2 separate regions of the Homo sapiens genome follow, and region 2 is linked to region 1. The links are chromatin loops, found by intact Hi-C in ENCODE. Cell type or tissue: dorsolateral prefrontal cortex. All regions are shown on one strand. Links, peaks and the distances in the headings refer to the core of each region. The heading gives the core; the rest is flanking DNA.

Evidence for each region. A loop is a pair of places that touch in the nucleus more often than their neighbours do. Peaks named below come from ENCODE experiments on the same cell type or tissue, not always from the same donor. Only the 100,000 strongest peaks of a DNase experiment are listed, where the experiment ranks them.
Region 2: it touches region 1 in a loop (2.5-fold over the local background); 1 of 110 quality-filtered maps calls a loop at or near these places.

The regions. Positions count from the first base shown.
Region 1 is chr13:53,061,540-53,077,538 of GRCh38, forward strand. No RefSeq gene overlaps it. Among named protein-coding and RNA genes, the nearest start is that of OLFM4, 41 kb to the left of the region's middle. In dorsolateral prefrontal cortex, for the core only: a CTCF peak has its summit at 7,931; a DNase peak (open chromatin) is centred at 7,483; H3K4me3 peaks cover 600 bases; H3K27ac peaks cover 855 bases.
Region 2 is chr13:53,138,315-53,154,313 of GRCh38, forward strand. It overlaps LINC01065 (long intergenic non-protein coding RNA 1065), which reads right to left and starts at 13,586. Exons shown (of 5, transcript NR_125788.1): 1 at 13,390-13,586; 2 at 11,043-11,190; 3 at 9,943-10,050; 4 at 8,553-8,588. In dorsolateral prefrontal cortex, for the core only: no CTCF peak of the experiment used is centred there; no DNase peak of the experiment used is centred there.

The DNA of each region.
Region 1 (15,999 bases), core at 6,921-9,420:
AAAAAGAAGCCTGGTGGGAATTACTCTGGCAATCCCTAGGGTACCCTATTCTCTACCCTCCCTGACTCCACTTTTTTCTCCTTAGTTGCACCCCTATTTTGGTTGCTCTATTGCAGAAAGCTTTGGCTAAGACATGGGATCTCAGTTGGGGCTTCCAGGCTGGGGAGAAGGGCGGGGACCCTGCTTTTTACAGGAGAAGGACCGTGCAAAATGCTAGATTCCTGTGCCTGATAGTCGACTAGCCTTTTCAGATATGGGTTTATCCAGTATATTGATTTTGTCACAGAAGCATAAAAGCAGAGATAATCAGAGCTAGAAATGAACCAAAACATCATCTAGACTCACCCCTTTGCTCCATAGATAAGGAAATTGAGACCCAGAGAGGCTAAGTGACCTACCCAAGGTTTTCACACAGCTGACAGGTGGCCAGGCTGGGCTGGATCAGGAGCCTGGGTGGGCATCAGTGTGCTTCCCCTTCCTTGCTCTGCCTATCAAAGAAACAGGCTTAGGCTTCCCAAGGGGAAAATGGGTGGATTTTTCTCATTTCATTTTATTTCAAAGTAAAAAACACATTCTTATTTGTTCTTATTCTACTTGCAAACTCTAATTACTAGTTCTAGTGTTAACTACTTAACATATTTTACTTAATTAGCTAATTACTAGCAATGGAAAGTAGTTTTCTTTGACCTTTATATCCACATTCCTCCCACCATAAAGAAGTTGGTGTCTTTGGTATTGAGTGGCATTAGCATAAATGGTGAATTACTTGGCAGAAAACCATAGTCTAGCTCCTGAAGCTCATGCTTTTCTCTATTAAACACTCTGTACTCCTTTGTAAAGAAAGGGCAATTTTGAATTGAAAGCAGTACACACATACATACATACTGATCATCGGGGAGAGTTAATGTCGTAACTAAGTATAGAGGAATTGGGGCTCCTTGGGTCTGACTTCAAGTTTGGCTTCAAAGTCACCGGATAGGTGACTTTGAGCAAATAACCTAAGCCTCTATTTCCTCAGTTGTAAAATGGTTGTGATGATTGTGCTTATTTTGTAGTCGCAATGAGGATTAAGTGGAGGTGATATATATGTAAAGTTCTTAGTACCGCACCTGGTAAATACCAAGTCTTCAGTAAATATTTGTTAATACACATGTATCACAGAAAAATTGGGGAGCTCACACAGATATGAAGAAGGAAATAAAGTCTGCCTTAGTCTTAGAGACTGCTTCTCTTCCCATTATGTACAGACTGACAGAAGATATAATTACAGACACATGCTCCTATCCTAATGTATGTATATTTTAGTCAGCTATGAGTTCCTAATGTATGTATAATTTAGTAGGCTGCTTTTTTCATTTAAAATTCTTTCGTGGACAACTTCCCTTATTTTTAAAAATCATGATTTTTGAGGGGAGGAGGTAATTGTGCAACTTTATTGTGGCAGTAGCTAATGAGTACAGGGCCCTCAAATCTTTAGGTTTTATCTCATTGAGTAAAAGTGATTTTTAATGTCTACAAATTATTCCATAGACATATCATAATTTATTTAATCATTTCCCTATTATTGCAAGTTACTTTGTTTTCCCTATTTTATTTTTTGGCTTTATAAACTTCTGAGAATATAAATCTTTGTCTGCACTTTTCATCATGTTCTTAGGATAGATTAAGTACATTATTGGGTCAAAATACAAACACTTGTCAGAATCTTAATCCATACTGCCAAGTTGCTTTGCAAAAAGGAGCAGCGCTTCGCTTTGTAAAGCTCATTCCCCAAAGCTGCACAGGCCAAGGTTTCCTACTGGGCTGTTTTTGTGAAAGGGGTAGTCAAATTCCTAACTAATATCCTTGGTCAATCAGGAGTCAGTTTCCTCTTCCTTCCTCTCCTGGGCTGCGTCTAGGACAGTTGGAAATGTCTCTGGTTTGGGGATCCTTTGGGACCTCCTCCTAAGAAAATCCTGTGTATACTGATTTGGAGGCTACCTAAACCTGAACTTGACCTCTAAAGCTCAGCTAATCTAATCCTAAGTCTTCTGATCAGTGGGATGGCATCCTCCATCATGCTTGTATTTAAAAACTTTCAAAACAGTCAAGCCCGTGGGTTCTTTGCTCGGTCTGCTGTTGGATGGATAATATCACTTCTTTGCTAGAAAGTTACTGCTGAAGTTTACCCTCAAATCCTTAATGAATTTGGTCCTGGCGAGGGTACTCTCCAGGCACTTGGCTTCCCTTCTCAGTGTGTGGGCAACAACCCCATCACAGGGAAGCTTTGCTGATGCCCTCTCTGTGTCCGGTACAGGGAATGTTTGTTACCTGGCTTGGGTATTGTTAAGCTTCTTCTCCATCTTCTCTTTCTTGGATCTAGAATTTACCTTTCCTGGAATCCTTTCTATTCTCATGGCTGATCCTCTGCATTAATTTATGCCTCAAATGTTGCATCTTTTTTTTTTTTTTTTTTTGAGATGGAGTCTCACTGTATCCCCCAGGCTGGAGTGCAATGGCGTGAACTTGGCTCACTGCAACTTCCACTTCTCGGGCTCAAGTGATTCTCCTGCCTCAGCCTCCTAAGTAGCTGGGATTGCAGGCATGCATCACCACACCCAGCTAATTTTTGTATTTACAGTATAGGTAAGGTTTCACCATGTTGGCCAGGTTGGTCTTGAACTCTTGACCTCAAATGATCCACCTGCCTCAGCCTCCCAAAGTGGTGGGATGACAGGCGTGAGCCACCATGCCCAGCCAAATGTTGCATACTTAACTAATTGGTTTCTCTGCTGCCAACCTCTGCTTCCTCTAACCTGTACTGAACATAGCTGGCAAATTAATCTTCTTTAAACATGGTCCTGAGGCGTCACTCTTCACTGATGACCAGACTAAGCATACTGTCAAGGATATCCATTGTGTAGACCCTGTTTCCTGGTTACCCCATTGCATTTTCCACCCAAAAGGCATTACTTGCTGTTCTACAGTGGACCCAATCCTTTTCAGACTTCTTACTTTCCCCTTGCTTAATTGCCATCCCTTTACCCATGTCTCTGTGTTGAAATTTCATCAATGATCAGTGGCTATCCCAAACGCTTCTATGTGAAGCCTGTCTTAACCCTCTTCACTAGAATGAAAGCTTGCTCTTCATGAATACCTATTGCATATTCCTCCCTCTTCTCAGTTTGCTCTGTGTTAGAATGATTTCTTTGGCTGGAGAATTCTCCCTTTGTCCCAATCTTGGCAGATAATAAACTCCTGGAGGGCAGGACTGTGTCTGCTTCCTCTCTGTAGCCCCCGCATCACCTGAGAAGTGCTTTGTATGTGGATACTCACATGTTCTGAGACAGAAGTCCTCAGACGCAGCCCTCCTCTTGTGTTGCCTAAGAGCGGGAGCAGCACAGCTGCCTGGATTTATTGTTTTTCCCAAGAGAGGTGATTATAACACTTTATCTTCCCCTTTTGGCTTTCAGCCAGTGGCTCTGCATCTAGTCTCTAATTTTCTTTTTGTTTAAAGGGTTGTTCTGTCTTCCCAGCCAAAGCAAAATGATGATGGTAATAACGTGGTTGTTATTTCTTGAAAACCTACTGTGTGCTAGACACTGTGCTTTACATATGAGATCTCATTTATTAATCTTCACCAACATTTTATAAATTAGGTACTATTTCCCTATTTTATGGATGAGAAAAGGGAAGCCTGGAGAGATTAAAAAAACATGCACCCAAATCATTGAAGTAGTAGGTTAGAGTTGGAGTCAAGAACTGAACCCAGGGCTGTCAGCCCAAGTCTTCTTACTATGTCCTGCTAGAAAAGGATGACTTAAGGGTGGGGTGGATATCGGACTTGGCTGACTTTTCCTGGGACCTACGACCATGAGGCTTTTGCAGTAGAGGGACATGTAAACCTCTATGGCAGCTTGGTTTTGCTGAGCACTGGCTCCTCTTCATCTGTTGCAGGCCTTAGGAAAGGCCAAGGAGATTGAGTTAAGCCTCTGATCCCAGACATATCACTGCACCAATAGGCAAAATGTACCCTTGATGTTAAATTGTGGGAAACTTGACTCATTGCTATACTATCCAGGTCATCTACTTGCTGGGCAAAGGCAGTTGAAAATGGGTACAGTATATGCCAAGATTAAGACACTCTCGAAACTAGTTATGGTGGGATAATTCAATGCTGCTTTTTAAGGAACTCTAAAAAACAGTACCTTTAGTTGGTGATTGATGTAAAGTAGTTATTTAATAGGCATTAATAAAATAAATGAATGAATTAATGAATATAGGAATGAATTAGTGGTATTTTATGGGTTTTTTTTTAATGGCAAGCGATGTGGAATAATGGGAAAAATGGGATCTGCCAAACATTAGTGTGCTGACCTTGGGTAACTTATTCTCCCTGAGGTTCAATTTGTCACGTGTAAAATGGTAATGTTAATACCCACTGTCAAGAACTATGAGAAATCTGAGATTTTACCTTCTTTCAAGCTAACGTGGCCTGACACATTTGCAAAGATGCTGGCAGAAGACGTGGGTATTTTGGGTCAGATACATGGACTTTATTACTCATGGCATAGCAAAACATGGACATCACCATATTTGTATCTATTTTCTTTGCAAATGGCTCTGATGTATGCTTGTACACAGAGTGAGCTGTGTTAAAGAAGAGGGACCCCAAGCTTAGGTGTCCTCAATTTAAAATGGGCAGTAAGCATGCTTGCCCTTTTCTCTGGCAGAAGATGCTATCTTCTCTTTTTCAGGCTGTTGGCTCCCCACTAGTCCTTGAGAAGATATATTGGAACAAAGGCTGATACTGCCATGCTTGCAAGACATACAGAATGCATGAGACCAGTGAAGGATTATCTCCCAAAATCTACCTCATGGATTTTGTTTTATGAGAATTAAAGAACTAACTTATTTTATCAGTTAGAATAGGCTGGGCAATTGTGCAGCAACACATGACTGTCACAGTGCCTTAAACCATGAAAGATTTCTTGCTAATGCCACATATTCATGGGGAATTGGCTGGGGACTCTGTTTCAGATCAGCCTCACTCCAGGTCCCAAGCTGAAGGAGGTGCCGTGATGTGGCACATTGCCACGGCAGAGGGAAAGTGAGTGGCAGAATTGCATGCTGACTCTACAAACTTCACCCCAACTTCATCCCAGAAGTGACATGCATCACTTCTGCTCACATTTCATTGTCCAAAGCAAGTTATGTAGCCAAACCTAACCTCAAGAGGGAGGTGAAGTGTGCCCAGAAGAGCCAGAATATTTATTTGGTAGGTGGCACAAATTACTGCTAGCCAAATGCAAAGTCCTTGCACAAGGCTGGACACATTAAAAATGGTCACTTCCCTCTTCTTTTTTACTTCTGGAGTCATGAATTTGGAAAAGGTCAGAAGTGTGGTTCTTTGGTTAAGAAAAAACTCATGGTGGTCATGGATTCAGGTTGTCCTCTGTCTATTGGCACCCGTGGTCAAGAAAATTTGCAGAATTTCCAGTATAAAGCTATGTGCCCAAGCTTATAAATAAAGTTAATAAATACTAATTATTAATATGCATTCAAGATCACAAGTTTGTTGGTCAACATTAAAAAAGAAGAAACATAGAATTTCTTCTAATCCCCAATTATTGCACAGAGATAATAACCAGATTGAGAAAGAAAAAGAAAAATGTTGATTTATTTTCATTCATGCTACAATGCAATCACAGACTCAATAGCTGAAATACTTTCTGACTTGAACTGGTCACTGCGTCTGACTAGCAATCATTGAATGCCAGTAGAATGAAATAAACATTACTAATTACCACAGTCTCCATGCTTCAGAGTTTAAAGACACCAGACAGGTCATTAATTTCTTTTTTCATTCATTGAGAGGCCCTATCTCTCAGGTATTGAGTTAAGGATGTGGGGACAGAATTAGAAGCAAAACTGAAATGGTTCTTGGCTCCAAGGAGTTTAGAGTCTAGAGGGAAAAAAAGACAACAGTCAAAACTAACTCTTATTCATGGCTTGCTTACTAGAGGCTGAGCATGGGGCTGTGCAATACGTCTGCATTTCATAAGAGAGTCAACAGCCTTGTGTTGGTTTATTACTCACAAGAACCCTGTGGAGGTGGTGAGAACCATGGCTTTGACTTGGTATAATCAAGACTCAGAAATGTTATTCAGTATATTCTTGGGGTGCCAGGAGAGCTAGGTCAGAATTCAGGTCTCATGTCTCAGATTACAGATGCATTGACACCTAACCATTTTCACTAACCTGCACCACAAAAACCAGCCTTGTTTATAGGTCGGACATCCCCACCTCCAGGCAGTGCCTTCTCTTAGTTAATATTTCCCATCAGTGAATGAATTATTCAAAGAATTGGTTGCACACCTATTTGGTGTCAGGCACTGTGCAAAGTGCCTACTCACTACAGATTTCACACTACTCCTACAATTATCTGCAAGGGTAGGAATCATGATTTGACAAATGAAGAAATGAAGAATCATAGAGTGAGAGATTTGCCTATTATTTCCAGAGTTCAAAATTGGTGGAGGGAGCCAGGATTCAACCAAGCCATGTCTGAGCCAGAACTCTTTCTAGGGGCACAACTCTGCCCCTGTGAACTGCTGGCAGGTCTGGCCAGTGGATGCTCTCAGACCCATAACCATGGCTCCTGCCAGACATCCCTAAGTCCCCCTGCAATAACATTGGGTTATGAAATCTAGGCAGCTAGTAGAAACAGATCGCTTTGAGGATAACTGCCTCTTCTCACTGCAGCAGCACAACTTGCTGCTTTTACTCACTTATTCTAATGAATTCAACAAACATTGACTGAACAGCTTCAATGTAGCATGCCCTGGAGGCTACCAGGGTGAGTTCAACGTAGCTCTGCTCTCAAAGGGTTGAAAATCAACAGTGGGAGAGAAACTTAGAACCACTGAAACTATAATGCAGGTAGAAAACTCAGGGTTATAACAAACAAAATGCAACAGGAGAAAGAGTGTGCACGAGAGAAAACCCTACTGGGAAATCTGGGAAGGCTTTGGGGGGAAGTGTGTGATTTGTCAGGGATTTAAAGATAGATAAGACTCAAGTGCTCAAGTGCTAGAAATGGGAGAGGGGAGTGGAGGGAAAGAGTGAGTATTAAGAAGCCACATCATGTAAGCAGAAGGGGCTGTTTCTTTCAGAGATTTGTAACCTGGAAGAAGAGTTGTTTTTCCAGAGCTCACAAAGTCTGACCCATTTTCACAGAGCCCCTGGGGAGGAGCAACTAGTGCAAGCCAGGTGCAGTCGGAGAAGCTGCCTCAAAGGTTAGCTGAGAAGAAAGGCTGTTGTGGACACTTAGAAAGTCTTTTCTGAAAGGGAGCCATCTGGTGCTTAGTACCAAGCAAGCTTCTTTCTGTTTTCCCAGGCTTCTGGGCACTGGTGGCTGATGCACAGTCCCCCTGGGCTTTGTGAGGGTGGAGGGACTGGTGCTGGCTTCCTGGGCTGTAAAAGGCTGCATCTCATGCCTGAGGTCCCAGCCTCTGCACTTCTGCAGAGTGTGGTCCCCATGGTGAGCTGATGAGCTGACAGCTGTCTCTTTAGAGGCCCCCCGGGTCTTCACTGCCTCCGTGAGCATGTCCTCTTGCGGGAACCATGGAATGTTTTTAATCCTGGCCAGTCACATCTGGGAAAAACAACCCAAATGTTAATCCATCTGGAGAGAGAACTAATCCATATCTTCTGATGTCTGTATCTTTTGTTTTTCATCTCTGGATCTTTAAATCTAATTATGAAGCCAGAACGAGCCCCCTACAAGCCTGTCTCTTACCCTTCAGGCGGCCTTTAAACGTTCCTTTGTGCATGGTCTCCTTATGCTCCTAACAGAGCTCCTTTCATCTGAATGTGGTACAGCTCTTTAAACAAAGAAACAAAGCCTCACTACACCCCCATGAGGAAAGAAGCAATCATAACTTGCTTTCACCCTGGCTGAGAGAAGATGAAGGAATGGGCCGCCACTTGGTTAAGGAGTCCCAGCTACTATGGCCCTCTTAAAACAACAAGAGCACTAGCTATATCCTGCCCTTGTGTATTTTCCTAGAAGTGGACTCAGGTTCAAGAAGGAACTTTGTATATTTCTTCCTAAATGGGCTCCTCCTCCTGTACCCTGTGTTTAGAAAAATGATATCAACCAATCACCCAAGCTTGGATATTTCCACTCTCTTTAGCGGTGGAGACTTAATTGATGTTTCAATGATCATGCCTCTTCTGCCTTTTCTGTCTCTCTGATACTCTGGGGTACCCTGCTATCCTGGATTACTACCACGGCTTGCCCTCTTTAGTCTCTGTTTTTATTGTATGTTCCTCCTAATCTACCCTCCGTGCTGCTATCAGACTAATCTCTCTAAAAGACAAACTTAGTTAAGTTATGCCTCTGCTTAAAATCCTTCTCCTATAGGATAAGATGGAAACTCCTTAGCCTGACATAAAAGCTCCAGGCTCTACCTGTGCAATCTCACCTGTCACCTATACCTCTGTATACTCTCTATAACCAGCGTTTTGGAACTACTTCCTGTTTCCTGGATGTAATGCCGCCTCCTTTTGCATGTAGTCCATGCAGTAATCTGACCCTCCTGTCAGGGGAAATCCTACCTGTCATTGAAATCCAGCTCAAGGGTGGTCTCCACTCTGAACATCAGATGGTAATGAGTACTTGCTTCTTTGTGGTGCATTGTATTTTCACTGGTTTTCTGTTGGAGCACACAATAAGATTATTATACTTACTCGTTGTTTACCTATTCTCACCTCACCCCTAAATAGCCTGTGCATTTCTCCTAGACAAGTGCTGTGTCTTATTCATCTTGGCCTTGTTGGCACCCAGTGTAGTGCCATGAAGATGGTAGTCATTCAATAAAGTTTGCTAAATGAGTAGAATTATCACATCCATCGTGGGAAAGAACATTAACAAATAGAGAAATTGAGGCTGAGGATTTTCCTAGACTCATGCTGTCAATTAAAGTACTGATGCAATGCCTGAAACCCAAGTCTGCTTTATAGGCCATTATACTTCTTTAGATCCTCAAACCAACAACTCTAGGAAGCTGCTTTAGGGAGGAGTTTATATTCTTCTACATGTCACAGATAACAGTAATTTATATACCCAACCAATATTTTTGTGGGTTTAGTATAAACCAGGCACTGTGCTAGACATTGCAATTATAGAAGTATACAAACCAAAAAATATCCTTTCCTACAGTAAATTTTCTACTTGGACAAACAGACACAAAACCGATAAAGAAGTAAATAAATATGAGGAGAGCAGGCAGGGGCCAGATCAGGTAGAAACTTGAAAGCCATCATAAGTTTCCTGGATTTTATTCTAAAGAATAACCAGAAGTCATTGGTGGCTTTAAAGGAGGGAATTTGATGGCTGTGTGGACATGAGTTTGGCATACAGTAGATGAGGGGGACATGAGTTTAAGAGTTACTGTAGTTTCTGGAGAGATACGATGATGGTGGCAGTGGAAGTGAAGGAAGGTGAACTGATTTGTTTTACGGGTAACCTGCCAGTGTTTGTTGATGGACTGGTTGTGGTTAGCATCCTTGGTCTGGAATAGTCTTAAGCCATGGCTGTCATCTGCCTGCCTCTCAGCATCATGCTGATGGCTGCAGAGGCTTTGAGTTGGAACTCTTGAGTCATTGAGGAAGTCCAGCATTCGGTCATCACCAGCTATTTCCACGAACAACCCCACAACACTTTATTATGTGAACAATATTATTGAAGCCCTTCTTTGGGATTCAGACTTTTTCTTGTACTCCCAAAGACCAAGGATGCTGGCAATAGGGCCCTGGTCCTGGGCCAGTCTGGATCTGAGTATGGCCTTGAAGGATCTGACACTAGGGCCAGTATGGTAATAGAGCCTGGGACTTGAAGCTGTATAGTCTCATTTTCAGGTCCTTGCTCAACTATTTACTAGCAATGTCATTTTGGGAAGACATTTTTAACCTCTCTGAACCTTAGTTATCTTATTTGTAAAATGGGCATCATGAATACATACCTCACAGAATTGGTGTGAAAATGAATGACATAAGTAAAGCCCAAGGAGGGGTAAGGGGTCAAGAAGAAAACTCAAGGAAAGGCAGGAGCAGTCCTTGCATTCCCTGGTACCAGCTTGGTCTTGACATAACTGTGCCCCAAGAATCAGAATTTTCACATTCCCAGATGGGTGCTCACACAGTTTTAGGGAAAAAAATTTTTCCTTCCTTGGTGGTGGCAGTTTAAGGAGGTATGGTATGGAGCACAAAGGAAATCTCATAACCAGTTAGTGTCATGCCCTTTTCTTTGTCCCAGTGACGATGATAACAGCAGGGTAGATTTATGGCAACATGATGAAGATATCCATCTCCAGCCAGTACTACAGCAGCCTCTGGTGTTGATTCTGGACTTGGGGGTAAGGTGGAAGCTACAAGAGGAGACACCTGAAAGGATCCTTCTCTTATTGACTTTCCCATAAATGTGTGGTTTTGAGTGGTGAATAGAGAAGGATATCTCTGTGGGCAGATATTGGCTGCCGTGGCATAAGTTGTTCCTGGCGGGTCATTCCCTTGGAGGCTAGGGGTTCTTTAGACAGGAAACCAAGACTTGTGGGCCTTAGGCAGGGATGCAAAAGCATTCCCTGGCCTTCTCTGAGCTTTGGCCTTTTTGAAAATAACTTTGAGGAGTCTGAAGCAGGGATCATAAAACTGATTTACCTTTGATTGATTGGTAGTTGATGCTGGAGTACTAAGGCTAAGTCTTCATTCAATGACGAAGAGTGGTGTGGTTGATTAATGATGTCTGCCATGAGCAGCCTAGGGAAGACTACAGCATGTAGGCTATGGATTTGTTATCCCTGGTGTGGAGATTGAGGAAGGCCCTCCAGGATGGCTGGACTAAATGTGCCCTTGTATCTCCATGCACATTTAGCCCCTTACTAAATAAAAATGAATAAACTACATTGTGTAAACCAGATGATCTCGTTCCTTGTTATTTTCTGTTTATTTATCTTTTTTGATCCCTTAGCCATTAGTTTAACTTTCTAAAAATTTTATGGCTGGGTCTCTGCTTTGTCACATGGAACTGGCAGAGAGAACATATCTGGGCGAGAGTATAAAGGGGAAGTACAAGTCCCTGAGAAGAGTGGTGCTGGTGGTGGACATCGCCCTAAGACTCCAAGAAGGTGAACCTTGGAGTCCACCTGTCCCCTTCCCACATCCGTTGCTAGCTGTAGGCAAGCTGAATTTTAATTCTAATGTGTAGGTAGCATTTCATTATTTTCTTAGCTTTACCTTTTTGAGAATCTGTCACCCAGGCTGGAGTGCAGTGGCAATTATAGCTCACCTGCAACCTCGAATTCCTGGGCCCAAGTGATCCTCCTGCCTTGGACTCTCAAAGTGCTAGGATTACAGGCGTGAGCCACTGCACCTGGCCCTATTTTAATTCTTAATTTTATTAGGAAAAGAAGGGAAAACATATCAAAGGGGATGTATACCAAGAATAATTAAATTGAATATTTACCAAGTAATTTTGTGTATTTTACCTCACAGCTGCTCTATGGGGTAATTACTACTGTCACCATCTAGTATTTGGTGAAATATGTTTGGAGAGGACCAGAAACAGGCCTGAGGTCTCAAATCTAGCAAAAGACAGAGTCACATCCCCTACTCAAGTGTGCCAGCCCCTAGTGTGCATGCTTCTTGGTCCTGCCACGCTGCCCCTAGAGTAGGTGGGGTTTGTGGTCCTGATGGAGCCTCCAGTTTGGGGTGGGTTCTGAGACGGTTGAACCCAGGCCGGGATTGCAGCTTAGTTCAGGGCCAGAGAGCTTCACTGGGCCACTGGGGAAACAGAAGAGGGCTGGGAAGCCCTTGTGTTTTTTGAGCCAGGGAAGTGAACAGCTTCCCTGCTGAGTGGGATAGCTGTGAATCGAGGTGCCCACAGCACCTGCCAGACTGCGGAGCATGCTGGAGACTAAAAATCTGACTGACATTGTGTTCAAGAGACCCCCCGGGCCTCCAGTCTGGTCCTCTGTGCTAAAAGTGCTTTCAACCACAGGATTCACTCTATCGATTTTTATTAATAAAACTTTCAGAGCACTGCATGGGTGTTAGCTATGTAACTTTCACTGAGTTTGTGTGGGAATTATGTAGCTCAATCACCAAGCAAGGCATCCTTGCATTCTTTCTGTGTATGTGTGTGTAGTGGTGCTGGTTGGGGGTACTGACGGGGTACAGATTTAACTTAATGTCATTGTGAATATTTTTAGAGACTTTTTGAATACTCTGTAATTGTACTATCTATACTTTGGGCCTAGTGTTACTGTTCAGTTGACAAAATACTCACTGCTAATTACAATAAACAAAGGATTTTGTTTCTCTGGGAGAGAAAAAAAGATCTCTGTTTGAAGCAGACCAAATTACCTACTTGGAATTAAACAAAAAAAATGCCTATGACAGGCACACCCAAGACAATTTTTTATCACAATTACATCTGTATAGCTTGAAAACAAGGAAGCCTGTCTTTACACCTTCTGTCTGAGTGTGGTGGCAGAGATATTAGAGGTGTTTTGTGTGTAAAGTTTAAACTGAAGCCTGGATTTTGTGTGGCTAAATAGCAATGCTTACTCCAGCATTGTTCCCGTCTGGTATTAGTGTGTAGACAGACGCCTGAGGACTTTTCCATGAGCTAGCAAGAAAGGAGGTAGGATTTGCAGCCTCCCATTTCGCAGATAGAGAGGGGACAGGGAAGAGGAGAGAGAAAGCACAGACCACCCTGTGGAATGTTAGCTCTGCCATGTACTGTGTGGCCTGAGGCATGTTCCCTTATCTCTCTGAGCCTCAAATGCAAAATGAAAAGAACATTAGCTGTTGTGAGTAGATGGAAATCACTTAGCACAGCGTTTACACAGGAGTGTTTATGCAGTGTTGGCTATTATTTTTAAGATGTGCTCAATAAATACGGGGTGAATGAATGAAGAATATTTGTTCCAATCACAAGATGCTTCAGGCAGCCTTTTCAATTTTAAGTTACACCAGGAAGAAAGCCTAATCAAGTGCCAGCCTCCCCCAGGAACCTTGTAACTTCTGATTGTCTCCAACAAGGATGGCGCTAATCTTCCTGTTTAGCTGTGGGCATCTGTACTCTGCAGCGACAGCAGCCAGGACGCTCTTAACTGGAGCGGGAAGGGCCAACATGGTAGGGCCCAATGGGGCTGGGAAGTGCTGCCGCAGCTATATATAGCTGATGCTTATGGAACTCTTGCCACGTGCCAGCATTTAATGCATGGAACAACAACCCCACCACTAGGCACGATTATTATCCCCATTTTACAGATGATTAATCTGGGACAAAGAGTTTCCATTAGGAAGTCTCCCGAAGTCCCACAGCTTTGTAAGTGACAAAACTGGGACGTGAACTCAGCCCCTCATTCTGGCTCCAGGATTCCCCCTGGGCCTCTGCCCTGTTGCCTCCCCAGAGCCCGTAAAGCTGAGAGTGCCCTGAATACGATTTGTAAGTTCGGATGCATGTTGGGAACAGGGCATCGGTTCTCTGATCCACAGAAGCCCTGCTGAGAGAGGTACTCAGGGAAGACAAGCCAACTAGCCTGGGTGAAATCTCTCCTGCATGCACACACACCTGTTTATGGGTAGTCTTAAACATTTCACGGGGCTTAGACAGGCAGGTGAGAAATAGCAGGAAGACCATAGGGGAAAACTGTGTAACTAAATTAAGGAATTTTGAAGACAGGTGAAGAAATGAATATCCAAATGCGTTGCACTTGCTGGAAGGGATCACACAAAGTCATCTGATTTTCATTTACCCTTAGACATTTTTTAGGCTTGCCTATCTGGGCTGAAGTTAAAGTCACGGTCCTCCCTACTGTGTCCCCTTCACTTAGGAGCTCTCTCTCTGCTTCTGGCGAGGGCAGCTGACAGTCGCAGAGGTGATAATGGGTAGACAGACTCCAGAATGTGCCCTGGGTCCACACCCGCCTGCCTTGCCTCTCTAGGGAGTACAGAACTGTGTAAATCAGCAATGAGAAGGGCTTAGCGATTAAGGAAGCTGACACCTGGGTGATTGCTCCATCCCCAGTGGTTTCCAGACCTTTTTGAGCTGGAATCTCTATGTTAAATCAAAATCTCACCCAGACACCCAGTGTGTGAGGGTCTGGTGGAAAACAGGGAGTCTTGGAGCCCTGCCCCCTCTATGGTGATGAAATCCTGGGGGCAGAGAAAAGTGGGTTGAAAGTCCCAGTAGGCAGCTGTCACAGTTTCCCTTTATAATTCAGAAAACGAGCTTGGTCCTATTCTACCTCCATTCTTCTCTTCTGGGTGCCTGTAATCCACTGGTTACAAACAGGCATAGCTAGAGCACAGGCAGGATTGAAAGGTGCTTCTAAGGGGCCAGATTTAACATTCTACTCCAATCTTTCCTAATAAATGAGGGCTGCTGGTGGTGAAAAGTGTTTGAAAGGTAGAATAGTTTAGAGGTTGAGAGTATGAATTTTGCAGTCAGCTCAGCCACTTATTAGTTGTGTGACTCTGGGCAAGATTTTTAGTTTTTCTGTGCCTCAGTTTCTCATCTGTAAAATGGAAATTAGATAATAGCAAAGTATCTCATTCGGTGGTTGTGAGACTTCAATCGATTAATCTATGTGGCACACCTAGAACAGTTCCTGGCACATGGTAAGTACTCAATAAATCATCTTTTCTCTCCTCCCATAAGTGAATTTCATGACACACTGAGGTGTACATGACAGACTTTCTGAAAAGCAGCTATTTTTTTTTTTTTTTTGAGAGGAAGAAGAGCAAACCAGCATTGGAAGGAAGAGAAAGGAATTTCTTGAAAGGCAGAAAAGCCACAGAAAAAAGAGCCCATAGTATGTGGAAGACATGACTGACCACTCACCACCAGATCTTCAGCAATCTAAGAAATGGGGCTGTATCTTGCATGAACCTAAGGGAAGAAAAACTGGCTGGAATTTTGTATAACAGTTTTGTTTTATGAACCAGCACTACCTTACCCAACCATTTTACTGTAAGTTGTTTTCTTTCTTTTTCTTTTGGAGTTGGACTCCTTTTTATTAGGTGAGATGCTGAGATGTTCGGGGCCTGTGGCCCTGCTCCAGGTGCTAGGCTGGAAACGCATCATGTGTTCTGGCCAGAAGACTTCCTGAGGGGTTGAAGAAGGCTGCGGGGCAGAGATGCCAGGTTACTCTGGAAATCACTTGCCTACTAAATATAGTGGATGATTATGCAGTTATTCCATTGATTTTTTCCTAATCACAGTTTACTGGAGGCCTTAACCTTTAGAATTCTTAACAGCGGGGGGCTGGAAAAGCTGTCCTGGTGTCCTGTCACAACAAACATCTTCGAATAGTAATTAAGGCAACGTATTGTTACCTTGGTTACACAGAACCATCCCCAGAGCGTGACTGCATGATGTCCAGAGCCAGGGGTGTCAGGAACTAACCCGACCTCAGGCGAGCTGAGGCAGGACATGAGTGGGCCCGGGAATCTGAAGGCTAAGGCTGGGCCTACTACTGATATAAGGGAGCATAGTTAGGGGCCCCTATTAATTCTCCAGTTTCTTTGGAAGCTGAGAGCAACAAAAGCTAAGTCCAACATGAATGTTAACAGGATCTAGTGTTGGAAACAAAGGAAATGATGAACTTATATAATCATAGGATATAAGAAATCACACATAGGGCAGTTATAAGACATATATAGGACAGGACATCATAGAAATAAGCATTATTAAGGGAGTGATAATACTGTAAGGAAGATATGATGGTCCGAGACATATTTCTCTCTTGTCCCTCGGAATTTTGACTTTTGACAACACTTTGATTCTAGAGTCTGGGTCCAAATCGTTTAGTTTGATGAGGGTGCCTGGTGGCATGGGGAAGAAGTGCTGCAGCTGGAAGGATGATTTTGTTGATACTGACTCTCGTGGTTATCTTGGCTTTTGGTTTGCAGAGGGAGAAGCCTAGGGTCAAGATCACTATATTAGTC
Region 2 (15,999 bases), core at 8,241-10,740, 78 kb after region 1:
AGTTTTTCTAGCTTTTTGGCAGGAAGAGAACAACTGCTAGCTTGGTTATGACCTAAAAAAATACTCCCTTGCTCTAAAGATGTTATTGACTCAATGATATTCTCTGTGTTACACCATCAAACACCCCCCTTGGCTGTTAACAGTACAGAGTTTTACTGTGTAATTGCTTCATTTTCCATCCATGTGGAGCTACCCGTACGGTTCCACTATCCCATCTAGTCCCCCTGCAAACTTCTCTCCACGCACATTTTGAAATTTAGCTGGTAATTTTCCAGCAAAGAAATTTCTCCTGCCCAGATAATGATGATCACATGGCAGACAACAGGGGCAGGCCAGTTGCCAAGCACCGAGACGGAATAAACATCACCCAGTTTCCTTTTCCCTCCCTCTTGAGAAGGAACGGTGATGTCTTGAGAGTCAGAAAGAAAACAGTGACCAAATATACATGATTTACTGAAAAATATGCAGGGCTTTGTTGGGAGGTCTGTCAGGGATGTTGTCTCCTCAGGGAGCCCGCCTCTTCCCACTGCTGCGCGCAGACGGCCTGCACGCGGACGCCATTTTCTTTGGTACACGCTGTCTCTGGGTAGAAAGGCTATTTTTTGTTTAAGCTGAATATTCACCTGAACAAATAGCAGATGTTGATGAATATTAATTTGTGCTTAGATTAATGCTTCAAAGTGTCAATTTAATTTCTGTTTTACTATTCAGGCCCTGATTGCAATGAGCTACTTCAGGATGTGGGGGAGCATACACCTGGCTGGGGGCGGGGCTGGAGGTCTTCAGGGAGTGGAGCCGGGTCTTCGGGCTTTTATCTCTGCAGTGGGACAATGCAGAGATAAAATTGTCTCCAGTGGAGTCCAGATTCCCCCTGGAAGTCCCCCAGCTGTGCACTGGCACAGTGGAGAGCTGGCAGCTCCTGAGAGACAGAGAGAGAGAGAGAGAGGGGAGAGACAGCAAGAGAGCGAGAGCTGAGCAAGTGCTTAAGCTGGGCTCCAGGCTCCAAGTGGGACAGGCTGCTGGGATTGCTGGGATGATCCCCTCGTGGTCTCCTTTTAACATATCTGAGTCCATTTCTCTTGCTGACTTTTTAGGTTCCTGAGAAGTTTAATTCTAATTTGTATCCTCCTAAACCCACATGGTGAGGGGAACACAGCATGAATTTGAACTCAGGCATTTTAGAGTTTAAATGCTTCGCTTTCCTGAGTCTCAGTTTCCTCCCTCGTAATACAGAGTTAGTGAGGGGACCAAGTGGTACCTGTGTTCCATGCTTATGAAGGGCCTGGCACCAAGTGGCACTCCGTAAATTAGATCCCTATCCTCCTTCCCTTCTGATGGATAAACTCATTCTCAAAGAATGTAAAAATTTAAACTTTTCCTTATTGAGTTTTCAAATATCTCTCTGTTGTGTATGTTTATTTCTTTACGTTGCTCAGTTTCCTGATTCTCTGACTTATTAGCAACTCGGTAAGTACACATGACATAAATGTTTCTATTTTGAGTTTTTCTGCCAGAATAATGTGAATGCCATGGTTTTGTTTGTTTGTTTTTTAAAGAATGCTTATGGCACCATATTCCATATTTGTCTTGTTCGTCCTTGACCTATGTTGCTGCTTCTCTGTCAGCTGGACAAAGAGAATGAATTTCTGTTTCATTGAGAATTGCCCTTTGAAGTCTGGGTGAAGTGGCTCGGCTGTGCGCGGTGGCTCATGCCTGTAATCCCAGCACTTTGGGAGGTCTAGGTGGGTGGATCACCTGAGGTCAGGAGTTCAAGACCAGCCTGGCCAACCTGGTGAAACCTCATCTCTACTAAAAATACAAAAATTAGCTGGGTGTGGTGGCAGGCGCCTGTAATCCCAGCTACTCTGGAGGCCGAGGCAGGAGAATCACTTGAACCCAGGAGGCGGATGTTGCAGTGAGCCGAGATGGTGCCATTGCACTCCAGCCTGGGGGACAGAGTGAGACTCCATCTCAATAAAAAGAGAATTGCCCTTTGCAGACCTAACCTCTGTCCTACCGTGGACTTGCCTTGTCATTTTGCCTTCTTGTTCTTTCCACCTCGCACACTCTCATCCTGCAGACCCCAGATTGTCAGCAGATTACTAACTGCAATCAAAAGAATCCTGAGTAATGCCAGTGTGTAGGATTTTAAGATCTAGAGTTGCTGTGGTGGAAACTGTTGATGGCAGGTTTCAGCATGCTCTGTGGATTCCCACCTCCCTCTAGTTCTCTTCCTGTTATGTTTGTTTCCCAGGGCTGTGATCACAAAGTACCAAAACCTGGGTGGCTGAAAATAACAGAAATTTATTATTTCATGGTTGTGGAGACGAAGTCCAAAATCACAGTGTAGACTGGGCTATGCTCCTTCTGAAGTCTTTAAAGGAGAATAACTTCTTGCCTCTTCCAGCTTCTAGTGGTGACCTTCGATCTTTAGTGTTCCTTGTGTCTCTGTCTTTCCATGGTGTTATTCTTGTGTTTTCACATTATGTTATGTCTGTGTGTATTTGTGTCCAAATTTCTCCTTTTTATGAGGATAGTAGTTATGTTGGATTTGGTTTCATCCTAGAGTTAAATTGGTTACACCTACAGGGCCCTTATTTCCAAATAAGGTCATATTGTGAGATATTGGTTATATATGAGCTCAGGACTTCTTACTTCAAGTCTGTTCATCAGGGCAAACTTGTATTGATTCAGCAACGACCTTCATTTTCTCTTCAACTGTTAACCTCTCTACCTTAACCCTAAGAAATCCTGTGTGTCCTTGCTATCCCCTCCATCAACATTCTCTGGTCCCTCTGTCTTTATCTTTGGGATTTCTGTGACTCTGGCCTCTGCCCCCACTCTCTGACCAGCAGTTTTGGCTCCTGCTGGGTGCTTTCTCCTCTGCTCTTCTCTTTTGTTTCCTTGCAAGGACATTTCTTTTCCTTGCCCTTCTCCCTTCCATCTCACTCTCTTTGTTATTAATTCTTTCAACACTGCAGCATCCTGGTCCCTGATATCATTTACCTATATTGAAAACTGGCTGGTAATTTCCATCTTCTTTGTTTATACATCAGCACAATTCTTTACCACTTTTTCTTGACACTCCTCTGTTTTTTTCAAAGCAACACACATAGCTTCCAGTGTATTTTAAATAGCCTTAAGACACCACTTTATACTGGAACACAGCCCAGTTTCCTACCTCTGCTGCCTCTTCCAAACACGACGTGGGTCCCCTGGGGGATATTGCCTGTTCTTTCCCAAGCGCTGAGAGGTGCCCTCTTGCTAATGTTATGGCATGGTGCTTTTTCAACAAAACTTAAGGAGTCTAGTTGGCTGCTCTTTTAACAAGCTTAGTGCCCTTCCTGGGAGAGTTACTTGAACTCATTTGAAAGATTACCTGGCTGATACTTCTGCCTGAAAGAATAACTATCCTAAAGTACCCGAGGTAGGTGAAAACCTAGCTTATATTTAAAACCTCCAGAAAAGGAGAATCAGTTTAACTCCCTTGATTAAAAATAATCCCCAATTTCAGGGCCCCATATTTTCTTCTGCTGTATTGTACATACTTATGTTCTGATTGATCTGATCTTCTTTATCACTTTTTAGGTACTATATGTGTGCTGGAAAATGTCAAATCTAATTCCCTTGGCTTAATACCTTGCCCAAGCTCCAGATCGATATTTTTAGTTCTCTGTCATCTCCCTGGGTGTCCTGAAGGCACTTTACACTTAGCATTCCTCCGTCCCTGCTGCCTTCTTCCTCTTGTAGTCTAGATTTTGGTTACCAGCCTCAGTCACATCCCCCATCTCCCAAGTTATACAGCATTATCCCTGGTCGTGTCTCTAATCAGTTAGTGAACCCTACCATTCCAGCAGAGGAGGACTATTTCTATTGTATTTCTGTTTTATTCTCATCCTCTTCCTCAACATTTCTCACTGAACTCCAGCATCTCTACCAGTCTTCCTCTCCAGTCCCTCTTCATCCCAATTCAAGTATACTTCTTTTGAAAAAGTAAAGTTGACCATGTAACTGTTTTTTCTTTGAAACTCTGTTGGTTTCCCATTGCCTGGGATCAATCTCTGAACTCCATATGTTGTCATTCTGGGCTTCTCAAATCTGACTCTGACCTTCTCATTCTTCAAGCTCTGGCCCTCTACTCTCTCTCTCCACCCCCAAGCGTACGAAACTTTGCCAAACCAAGCCTCTCATTGTGTCTTGGAAACAACATACCGTTCATGCCTTTGCACTTTTGCATATACTGTTTCCTTTGCTTGAGATGCCCTTTCCTCCCTTCATTACCAGACAAATTCCTTCTCGCCTTTGAGACCTAGTGCAATGTTAAATTCTTGGTAATAGTAGTAATAGAATCCCCCTTGCTAGAGTTGATGTTCCTCTGTACGGCATCCCATGGTACTTTATTCACAGTTGCATGGTACTACTCTGTACTTTATAATTTCCTTTGCCTCCTTCATTAGACTATTCACTCACCAACAGCTAGTACACAGTGCCTGGTGTTCAACAGGAAAGCCATGAATGTAACTCAACTCTATGTCTTTTTATCTCTTTACCTTCCTTCCCTTCTTTTTTTCTCCCCTTAGAGAAAAATCTGAGATAGTGTTTCAAAATCTACATTGTACAAACTATCAAAAAACAAACTAGCTGAGGTTTTAAAAAAGGTGGTGGCAGTGGATACTGCTCAGCCATAAAAAAGAATGAAATCCTGTCTTTTGCAGCAACATGGACAGAATTGGAGGCCATTATCTTAAGTGAAACCAGTCAGACACAGAAAAACAAATACCATGTGTTCTCACTTACCTGTGGGAACTAAATAATGTGTACCTATGGACGTGGAGTGTGGAATGATGGACAGTGGAGGCTTGGAGGAGTGGGGGTGAGGTGGGAAGGGGCTGGATGATGGGAAGTTGTTTGGTGGGTACAGTGTGCATTGCTGTAGTGTTGCAGACACTGAAGGCTCTGACTTCATCATAATTCAATGTATCAATGTAGCAAAATTGCACTTTTACCCCACAAATACAATCACATAAAAAATAAGATTTGAAAATCAAATTAAAAAAAAAAAGGTAGTGGGATCAAGTGAGGGATGGGGTTAGTGTATCTCCTGCCTGTCTTGAGTAGCCCAGCACTAGAGATGGCTGCAGAACTTTTTTTGAGCTTCCCAGCAGCACAAACAGAGGGTACAAGATCAGTTTATATAATTATTAGTATCTATGTAACAAAATAACTCATTTCTCTGGGAAACAGCAACCACTCTAAATCCTGAGACCTGAGAGAAGTTTCTCATGAGGGCATATGTGATTTAGTGAACACTGCCATCTTCTCCCTCTGATTTCCTGGCTGAGCTATGGAAAAATCGTATAATATTTGTCCAGTCTCTACATTAATGAGTTTTAATGAGGAAACAAATATATTTTGTTCTAGTCTGTGTCTGATAGGCAGGGACAGAAAAAAAGAGTAGAGAGGAGAGAGTCACCATTTTTGGACTAAAAGCCCTGACAGATTCATTCATTCACTCATTCATTCATCAAACAATAACTCTTAATTAAATGACCACTTTATAGGAAATTTCCCTTATACCCCTATTGCGCAATCTCTCCTATCTTAAAATTCGGCTGGAAATTATCTTACCACATATCAGCTCTTTCAAATCAGAGGCCAGAGGATGCATCGCCTAAATTGCTTTTTAAGGATTCAGCACTCAGGCTGGAGGTTTTTCAGTGGCAGCTAATGGTTGTCATAGGGAGGAACAAAAATGGCTCTTGGACATGCTTTGTTTTAAGCGTCCAGGGAACATTTTCTGGCTCTGGAAAGATTGCTTTCACAGAGCAATTTTAGCCATTATCAACTGAGAATAAAACCTACTTTACAAAATTAAATTAGCTAGTCTTCCCTCCCAGATTCATTTTTCCTCCTTTAGTGCGATGAAACCCATCTCTATTTAGCAGGCCATGTAACCTCTCCTACCTCGTTGTTCAAATCATTTAGTAAAATAAAAAGGCTTTAAAAAAGGAGGTTGCAAATATAAACACCAGTGCAATTAAGATCTCGACTCCATTACATTAATATAACTACTTTGCGTGGAGTTCATTATGATGCGCATCAGGGTTTTAATGTTTTCTCCGGTTTAGTGCTGTCCTTAGTTAGAAGGAAACAGCCTGCTCTAGGAAACAATTGCCTCTTGGGTTGGAAAATAGTTTGAATAGGATTCCATTGTGATTAATTAAACTCACACTTGATAAAGTAGAGAGAACCAAACAGTTGTTCTTCAAATTGACAGTGTATTCAGTAAATAAAAAAATTTATAACACCAAATTTAAATTTTTGTGATGTAATAATATAGTATGGAAATCACTCATCTTTATTTTTCTCTTTTTGCTGAAAACATGGTGAGCCTTTATTTTTTTTCCTATGCCAAAAATAGAGGCACAAACAAGAATGAGGGAAATTGAAAAAAAGGACTTAATTAGTGAGCGCCGGCATGATAATATGGATATAAGCCTTTATTTTCTCTCCATTACCCTCAAATTATTTCTCTCAAACATTTTATCAGACAATTCTTCTTCACAGTCAGCTCTAAATGTGTGCTGCCTCCATGAGGAGGGGCCGTCCATCTTTCTCCCTGCATAACAGCCTCCCTTCCTGGAAATCAGTCACCAAACTGAAAAGCAGCTCCTCTCCCCTTTCAGTTCCTCTCCTGACCTAACCCACGCCTCCACTCCACTCAGCAGGGCCTTCAGGAAATAACCATTGTCAGCCCTTAGAATATGAGGCAAGCTACGTCAGTGATATTAGAGAACTGTAACTAACGTGTCTGAAAGGAGAATAATGAGCCCTGCTTTGAAAAATGTCATTTTCACTCAGCCTCTCCTTCTCTCCGTCTCTCTATTTTGTCTTTGCCTTGTTTTCCTCTCTCCTTATGCCTTTCTTTGTGCCTGTGTTTTTCTGTGTCTGTCCATCCTCCTTAGTAGGTCCATCCGTTTCCTCTCCCTGAGCACCACCTCATCCCGGCATCCTTCTTTGCTTTCTCTCTCTCCCTCCTCCCTTCTCCTCTCCTCTTAAATTCTAAGTCTCTGGGTTGCAATCAAGATCCTTGAAGCCAACCAGGCGTGGTATCTCACGCCTGTAATCCCAGCACTTTGGGAGGCCCAGGCAGGTGGATCAGCTGAGGTCAGGAGTTCAAGACCACCCTGGCCAACATGATGAAACCCCATCCCTACTAAAAATACAAAAATTAGCCAGGCATGGTGACATGTGCCTGTAGTCCCAGCTACTTGGGAGGCTGAGGCAGAAGAATCAATTGAACTCAGAAGGCGGAGGTTGCAGTGAGCCGAGATCGCGCCATTGCACTCCAGCCAGGGCAACAAAGTGAAACTCCCATCTCAAAAAAAAAAAAAAAAAGAAAAAAAATCCTTGAAGCCAAATAAAGAGTGATGGAGCATGTCTCTGGAGAGTGTCTTGAATTAACTGGCAAGACTCAGGAACAGCTATTAATGAATCAAGGCAGCTAGCTCCCCAGGGTCAGCCAGTGTTACTGGGGCAGCACATTCAAATACTTTTGGTCGTCATTGAGAAGCTCAGTTTGGGCCTTAAGTGCTGATTTCTCTTCTGATGGAGTGTTGCTCCCAAGGCTACAGCAGGATCTGTGTGATACTTAAAGTTACCTCTCTTGGTGTTGTCCATTGTTGACACTGTCACCACCAAGGCATAGCCCACAGTGAGCTCTATGAGCTGACTCAGCTAGAGAGCAACATGGACCTGAGGTAGGTGGGGACAGGATTTAAACTTTCCTTAGCCATTAGGGTAGGGGTGTCCAATCTTTTGGCTTCCCTGGGCCACACTGGAAGAAGAAGAATTGTCTTGGGCCACACATAAAATACACTAACACTAACAATAGATGATTAGCAACAAACAAAGAAAAACACACAAAAAAATCACAATGTTTTAAGAAAGTTTATGAATTTATGTTGGGCTACATTCAAAGCTGTCCTGAGCCACATGCGGCCTGCAGGCTGCACATTGGACAAGCTTGCTTTAGGGTGTACCAAAGAAATATGTCCCCTTAAACACCTTCTACATTTTGGAGGAAAGCCAGCTTCTCACAGGGGACTGGTAGCTTTCTGATAAACAGCCTACTGGGCTAAGACACCCATAAGCATACTTGTTTGCTCGTGATGTGCAGGCTTGAGAAACAGAATTACCAAAGCATTCTGCAAATCCAAAGAGATGAAATACGATAGAAACTTTATTGATTTGGCACGCTTGACTTTCCCTTTCTGAGCTTTTGATGAATGTCTAGAACGAATGTATAACAAACACCCGTGGTCTAACTGCTGTCTACTGATTTCTGATTCTTTTTCCCTCTGTGACTTCACAGACCTTGTTTTACAGACTCTTCAAGACAGTTGAAATAATTTATTTTTAAAGAATAATTTATAAAATGAAAACTAAACCCAGGTTTTAGCCTTGTTCACCTAGCAAGAATAGAGGAAAAGAGTTAAAAATACTTTTAAAGTCTAGCTATTAGGGAATATAGCAGCTAAAAATTTACTTACTCTTACTTCTTACAATCTTTCAGTCCTTGGTGCCATCTATAAAGTTAGAAAAACAAGACTTAGAAAATCCTCAGGTCAGTTCAGTCTAAAACATATTTATTAACTATTATGTACCAGGTACTGATGAAGGGCAGGGATCCTGGGGTAAGTAGGACATGGTTCTTGCCCTCAAAGAGCTCACAGTCTTCATGGACCTTCCAGAGATTGTATGAGGAAAGTGCTGAGTAAATGTCACTTCTCTTCTTTTTACCTTGATATAAGGACTTTCTAAGGACAGTGGGCAAACACTCATTAGAATCCTTTCTTATCTTAAATGGTCAGGTTTCTTCCTATTTGTTTTGTGTTCTTGGTAAAGTGGTAGCATCTCTGTACTCATATACCACTTTGCATATACTTTTACTTCCAAACTGTGACCAGGGCATGTTTGTTAAATGCATGCATGCATGAGGGCCTGAATTGTTTTGCAATTACTTTTTAAAATCAATTTGTCTTTTACTTTGGACTCTATGAACTCTTTCAGGAAGAGAAGGCCATGTCTTTCTCATGTTTGTGTCCCCAAATAATATGTGCTCACAAAATCTCTTGGAGTTACATTTAATTTCATGCCTCCTTTTTGGGTGAAAAATGGGATGCTTTTCTCCTGGCCCTCATCCCGAACACACTGGGTGTGGGATTGTTGTGAGGACATATAAAGTGTGGATCTCAGTGGATCTGCGTAGCTTGGAAAGCGTGGTTTTGGGGGTGAGTGGTGGCAGCTATCATACATTATGAACAAGCATGGCAGTGTGTTTCTGGGTGTTCTGCTCTGAAGCGTTTCTGCAGAGACCAATTCTTAGCAACAATTAAGTAAGCATTTTTTTCTTCCTTCTGCCAGCTGTGAAATGAAGGTGTTGGCTACCTTCTGGTTTCCTCTAAATTAGCATACCCCTCTCTTGGTTGCAGATATTGTATATAAATCCTCTGTGGGTGCTTGTTCATTAGCTCCATGAAGTTTCTTTGGGTCTCTCCTCCCTTCCTTCTCTCAGAATCTCCCTGACATAAGCTCCTCATGGTTCCTAACCCTTCAGGCTTATCACTTTGTCTCATTGTCCTCTTGCCTGGTTTAGAGGTGGTAGCCTGATTTTGGAATTCTTAAGATACTACTGCAATGAAGAGCCTCTACATTTTACTTCTTAACAGTGACCCAGAGGTACCTCACCCCAGTTTCATCTTTGGTCCAGGGAATAGAACAGCCTAGGGCTCTTCACCTTGTTCTGTATCTGTGGAGAAAGCTGTGATTCCCCTAGGATGAGCTGATGTTCAGAATGAGTACAGCTTTCTCAACTGGAGGTGTAGGAGTAGGGGAAGATTATGGGTGGATCTAAGGTAAGCATCTTTCCTTCTTACTCACAGGACACACAGCTAGCCTTGCTTTCATCCAGGTATACAGCAGAAGAGGTTTGTGGATGTCATTTGCATCTCCTTGCTAAAGATAGGCAGCAAGTTCATATGCTGGCTCCTAGAAGGGAAAAGTTGGGAAATGCCATAAAGAACTTTTTTGGGATTAGAAACTATTGAGAATGCTTGCCTCATTATTAAAAAGATTCTAGAACAGGACAGATCTAAGGAGATACATCTGATCCTAGACTTTTTTTTTTTCTTGTTTTGGAACACTCGGAGTCTGGCCCTGTCACCCAGGCTGGAGTGTGGTGGCGTGATCTTGGCTCACTACAACCCCTGCTTCCCGGGTTCAAGCGATTCTCCTGCCTCAGCCTCCAGAGTAGCTTGGATTACAGGTGGCTTCCACCACGCCCAGCTAATTTTTGTATTTTCAGTAGAGACGGGGTCTCACCATGTTGGTCAGCCTGGTCTCGAACTCCTGACCTCAGGTGATCCACCCGCCTTGACCTCCCAAAGTGCTGGGATTACAGGCATGAGCCACCATGCCAGGCCTGATCCTCGACTTTTAAAGTCATTCCTCTACCCCCAGACATTCAGCTCCAGGGAAAGGACAGTGTCAAGGGCAAAGGCAGCAAAAATCTAAGGGTTTTGGAGAGTGGTTGGCAGGGCCAACTTAAGGGCCTGGCTCTGTAACTCTTTCTCATTTTTCAGGTGTCTCCTTAGCCCTTGGGAAGGCTTCTAGATGCCCAAATGCTGGGTTCTGTGTGCCCCCTTAACACACTGTGCCTACAATTCTGCCAGCCCCCAGCCCATCCAAGGCCCATGTTTGTGAGACCGTAACAGTACTGAATGCAGGGGCTGCTGCTTTTCCTGCATGTGCCTGCAGATATGTAATGTCACACAGACATTACGGGCATTCACTGGGGACTTGCTGAATGAGTATATTAGGCAGATCCTTTATAGCACAGGTGGTCCACTCTAGGAAAAGCCCTGCCACCTCAAAATGTCTCCAAGGTAACTTGTGCCCAGAATGTGCCCATGGAGTATTAACTTTAGGGTTTACATTTTTCTCCCTAATTCCTACACAAAGTCTGTGAATGAACACAATACCTTCTCTTCATGAATTTATAAAGGCCACCCTTGTCCTAGTTCCTAGCAAAGGCACATCTTCGATGAGTACTATTTCCCTTTTGATGATATGCAGGCAACCCTGGAAGAAGTGGCATTTTACACTGTCCAACAGGAATTAGATAAAAATCTGGAGAAATTTGTGGAGCAGATTGTTGTACCAGGAGAGAGCACATAGAAAATTAAATAAGTTAATATTTGAAAAGCACATAGTCAACACTATATAAGTCTTTTTAAATGGAGAAACAAAGTGTTACTGCTGTTATTGTTATTATTAGACATTAAAACATTATGCAGACTAGAACATTATTGCTTAAACTACCGAAGTTCTGATATTTCAAAGAGAAAATGTTTTACATTTTGGAAGTCTCCAAAATATAACATGGAAGTACTCTTGGCTTGAGGTTTATTCTATTTAACACCTTTCAATAGGGCAACATCTGGATGTTATCAAGGCTTGGCAAGATGAGATGCCAAAATTACAAATTCTGGAAATGCTGTGCATTAGGCACTCTTGTCTTTGCCTGTAATTGCCTTAAAGATATAAAAGAGCCTGATTGTAATAACTCCCCTAGTGTAACTATTCTTCATTTCTATTCCACAAGAGAAGATAGCAGGAAGTAATATCACTCTAAGGGTATGAGTACGGAGAGAAGGAGCTAATCCTTAAATATGTGTGCCCTGCATCTCAAATAAGCCCTGAACAACAGTGTGAAAGGATTACGGGTAATCTTATATATATCCCTTAACCTATTAACTGGAATAATTGTTGCACTAAGATAAGACGCCCCTAAGTATTCCAGGCTAGGTGGCCCTAGGTCAGAAAGCATTTATTATTTATTTCCTAAAGTCCTGTTCTCCAGTGATAGGGACGGAAATTTGGCAGACTGGGTCTCCCCTTGTCAAGCAAGTGAAATGGTTGTTTCATTTTTAATCTGGATCCTTTGCCCTGACAGATAAATCTGAAGAGTGCTGTTAAGAATGTGATGAATTGGGCTTCTGGTGATGTCTGTGGGAAAGGGAGCAAGATACAGCAGCCTGGAACTACTTTCATTGCACACAATTGCAGGTCTTTTAAAATGGTAGAGCCAACCATTGCCGAGAAGACTTAAGCAAGGAGAAAAGTTTGTCTCAAACATGCCTTGAATTCTGTCAGTGCACTTCATCTCTCATTTCAGGGAATGTGTTGAGGGTCTTTGGATTGAGCTGGAATGATGGAGAACACTTGAGTACTATTGTGTCTGAGTTAGTTTTGCCCCTGGGTACCATGACACTTTGTGAGCAGAGAAATGGGTGCTTCTGTGTTACAGTTCAACAGCTCTAGCTGGAGGTGAGCTGTGTAACACAGAGAGGGTAAGGCATGTCTGAGTCACTCTTGGTACCACGTGGCTAGGTACCATGCTGCCAAGCATAAAGATAAGCAGCAGTTTAATCCTTATTTGAGTAATCTGACCTGAGGAGATAGCCAAACTGTGTGATTACCATTCCCAACTAGACTTTTGAGATGGGCAGATCACCTGAGGTCACGAGTTCGAGGCCAGCCTGCCTAACATGGTGAAACCCCGTCTCTACTAAAAATACGAAAATTAGCTGGGCATGGTGGTGGGCTCCTGTAATCCCAGTTACTTAGGAGGCTGAGGCAGGAGAATCGCTTGAACCCAGGAGGCGGAGGTTGCAGTGAGCCGAGATCACACCATTGCACTCCAGCCTGGGCAACAGAGTGAGACCTTGTAAAAAAGAAAAAAAAAGAAAGAAAATAAAGAAAGAACAAAAGTGGTAAAGCAGTCAGGGTTTGGTCAGGAGACAGAAATCACAATAGTATAGTCATGAGCCGCATAATGACATTTCTGTCCAACACAGACTGCCTATATGATGGTGGTCCCATAGATTACAACACTGTTTTTACTGTACCTTTTCTATGTTTAGGTATGTTTGTATATACAAATACCATTGTGTTACAATTACCTACCACATTCAGTACAGTAACATTCTGTACAGGTTTGTAGCCTAGAAGCAATAGACTATGCCATATGGCCTAGGGTTGTAATAGGCTATACTATCATCTAGGTTTGTGTAAGTACATGCCATGATGTTCACACAATGATGAAATTGCCTAACAACACATTTCTCAGAACATATCCCCATCATTAAGTGAGACATGACTAATAGTTTGGACAGGGAAAACTTAATACCACATAAAAATAAGGAACTAATTAAAGGGTATTATCTACTAAGAAGTATAAAGGGAATTCTCAAGAAAACTGGGGTAAGACGCAGGGAGCAGTCACTAGGCATAGGGCTGAAAGACAGTATTCAAAGAAAGTATAACCTTGAAGGAAGTCCTTCCAGTTCAGTTTCAAGGCTGTGATTCATTTAATGTGGTCTAGTAGATGTCAGAGAAGTCCACTGAAGTGATGCAGGATGGGCTGCCGAGCAGGAAGCCACCTGTTGTGGTGAGGGTGAAACTCTTTGGAGGGTTTGTGTCATCAGGTCTTCTGCATGCCCCTACCAAGGGAGCTGCTGGTTGGCAAGGAGACAGCTCATTGTTTTCTAAGAACAGAGCTGGAACCAGAAGAGAAGCCCCTTCCTTGTGCAGTGTCCCTCTAGCGCCCTCTACTGACAAGGTCTAACATTGTGCCCGCTAACGAAAGAAATTAGGTCCAGCTCCAGTTATCATAATGTAGGGCAGAAAAGGGCATATGTGGGGTTCAGAGACAGTAAATTGGAACAGGCATAGGTGGGGAAGTAAAGGTTGTCTTAGAGAGGGGAGAGGAGGTTGGAGTGGGTGGAGCTGCGGATAAATTAGGATGAGACTAAGCGATGCACAGACCATGGTCCTGAAGTGTGGCTGAAAGAGTGGGGATGGAAAGGAGGGGGAATTAGAAGAATACTCAGGGGATGTAATAAATAGGTCTCTGTGGCGGATGAGCCAGAGACGGGCCAGAGGGAAGTGGCAGGCATGCTCCCTATGTTTGGTGGCTTTCCTATCTGAGAAAAATGGCAGGTTTGGGCTTCAAGGAAGATAATGAATTGTTTGGACTTCTCAATTTATGGTACCTGTAGACTATCCTAAAATTCAGAATTTCCTGGAAAAAGCACAACAGATTCAAATATTCAAATACCCAAATATGTAGTGGAGCTATAGAGTTCCACAACTGATACAAAACTCACATGCAAAGAAAAGGAATGAAAAACAAATTTCCACCTTAAGAAGAAATTCAACAAAATTTATTTTCAGAAATAAACTTCCTTCAAATTTATAAAAATCTAATGAATTTCCATTCAAGCTTGGAGCTGCAGTACTTTTTTATAATATGGGAAGTTGTAATTTAATTTTTTAAAAGATTGAGAGGTGGGATTTCACTATGTTGCCCAGGCTGGACTTGAACTCCTGGGCTCAAGGGATGCTCCCATCAACTTCTGGAGTAGCTGGGATTACAGGTGTGCACAGAAACTGTAATTTGAATAAAGATCACCATTAAAGTTCAGTGTATTTGTGCGTGTGTTTCTGTGTTTGGAGTTTTGTTGTTGTTTTGTACAGAAAGAAACTTAAAAATCTGTATATAATTTCCAACTGAATGAACTTTCTATATTAAACAGAGTAGAAAATATAATATTTTTACAGGCTGTTACATTTTATTGCAGGCCAAAAGCTGTCTCACTCTTTCTGTATATATACACATATACCCAAAGGAAGGAGGTGGAGCTAATGGGCTGAGAAGTCAAAAAACAAAACAAAACAAGTGTAATTTTTCCTTAGCGCTCATTTCTCGAACCACACATTGTAGCACTTGGTTGTATTTTGTATTTTTCTATTTTGTGTCCAGTTGCTTTCTGTATATAAGTCCTGCTTCCTCTTTCATACTTATTCCTAGAGGGCAGGACAGATACCACATGCTATTTATTCTTCACAATTTAATAAGAACTTATCAATAAAGAATTCATTTTTATTGTTCAACACAGGCTTACTAAGCATCATTCTGAGCCAACACATGCCTAGGTGATCCTTGGAACAAGCATGAAAAACACACAGTTCCTGTCCTTGAGGAACTCATGATTTAAATGAAGAAAAATGTAAATGAGACCATTTTGATAAAATATAGTTGGATGCTTAAAGTGATAATCCATTCTTTGGTCAGACTCTTGAATTTTGAATGGATCTTTGAAATAAGGATCCAGGAAGTACCATCCATTCTTTCCACCAAAGTTTGTGAGTTTACTGGGTATCAGACACAGTGTGGGATAATCAGAACTCCAGTAGTATTTATATGTAAAAATCAAATGAATGTTCCCATATTATATGGAATTGTACTGGAGAGGACATCAGAACAGTCTAAAGCTTTATAAACTTGACAAGAACGCTGGGAAGAATAACGAGTTAATCTTCCACAAAATGCTTTGAACACAGAAAGTACCAACATAAGTGCTAATTATTATTATTAGCCCCAAGACCTTTTTCCCTGTACTGTTAGATCCATCATAAAATTGCTTAACTTCAAGGGAAAGTATTGTTCTTTACATGAGCACTTTTTGTGAAGTCAAATGTTAATATATGCATTTATGGAAAAAACACATCTTTCATTATTCTTTTTATCCTCCCTAGAGGGAAGACATTGTGTCATTTATCTACTCTGTAAGGTCCCTAGCAAAGCAATGTGCATTTTGTTGCTCTATGTTGGCAATGGCTGGCTTGCCTTAAGAAGAAGCAAAATGTATATTTAGAATCTTATCTGGGGCCAGGCATGGTGGCATGCATCTGTAGTCCCAGGTACTGGGGAGGCTGTGGTGGGAGGATCACCTGAGCCCCTGGGAAATCGAGGCTGCGGTGAGCTGTGATCTCATCACTGCACTCCAACCTTGGTGATGAAGCGAGACCCTGTCTCAAAACAAACAAAAAAAATCCAACAACAACAGAAAAAACCCCAAAGAATCTTAGCTA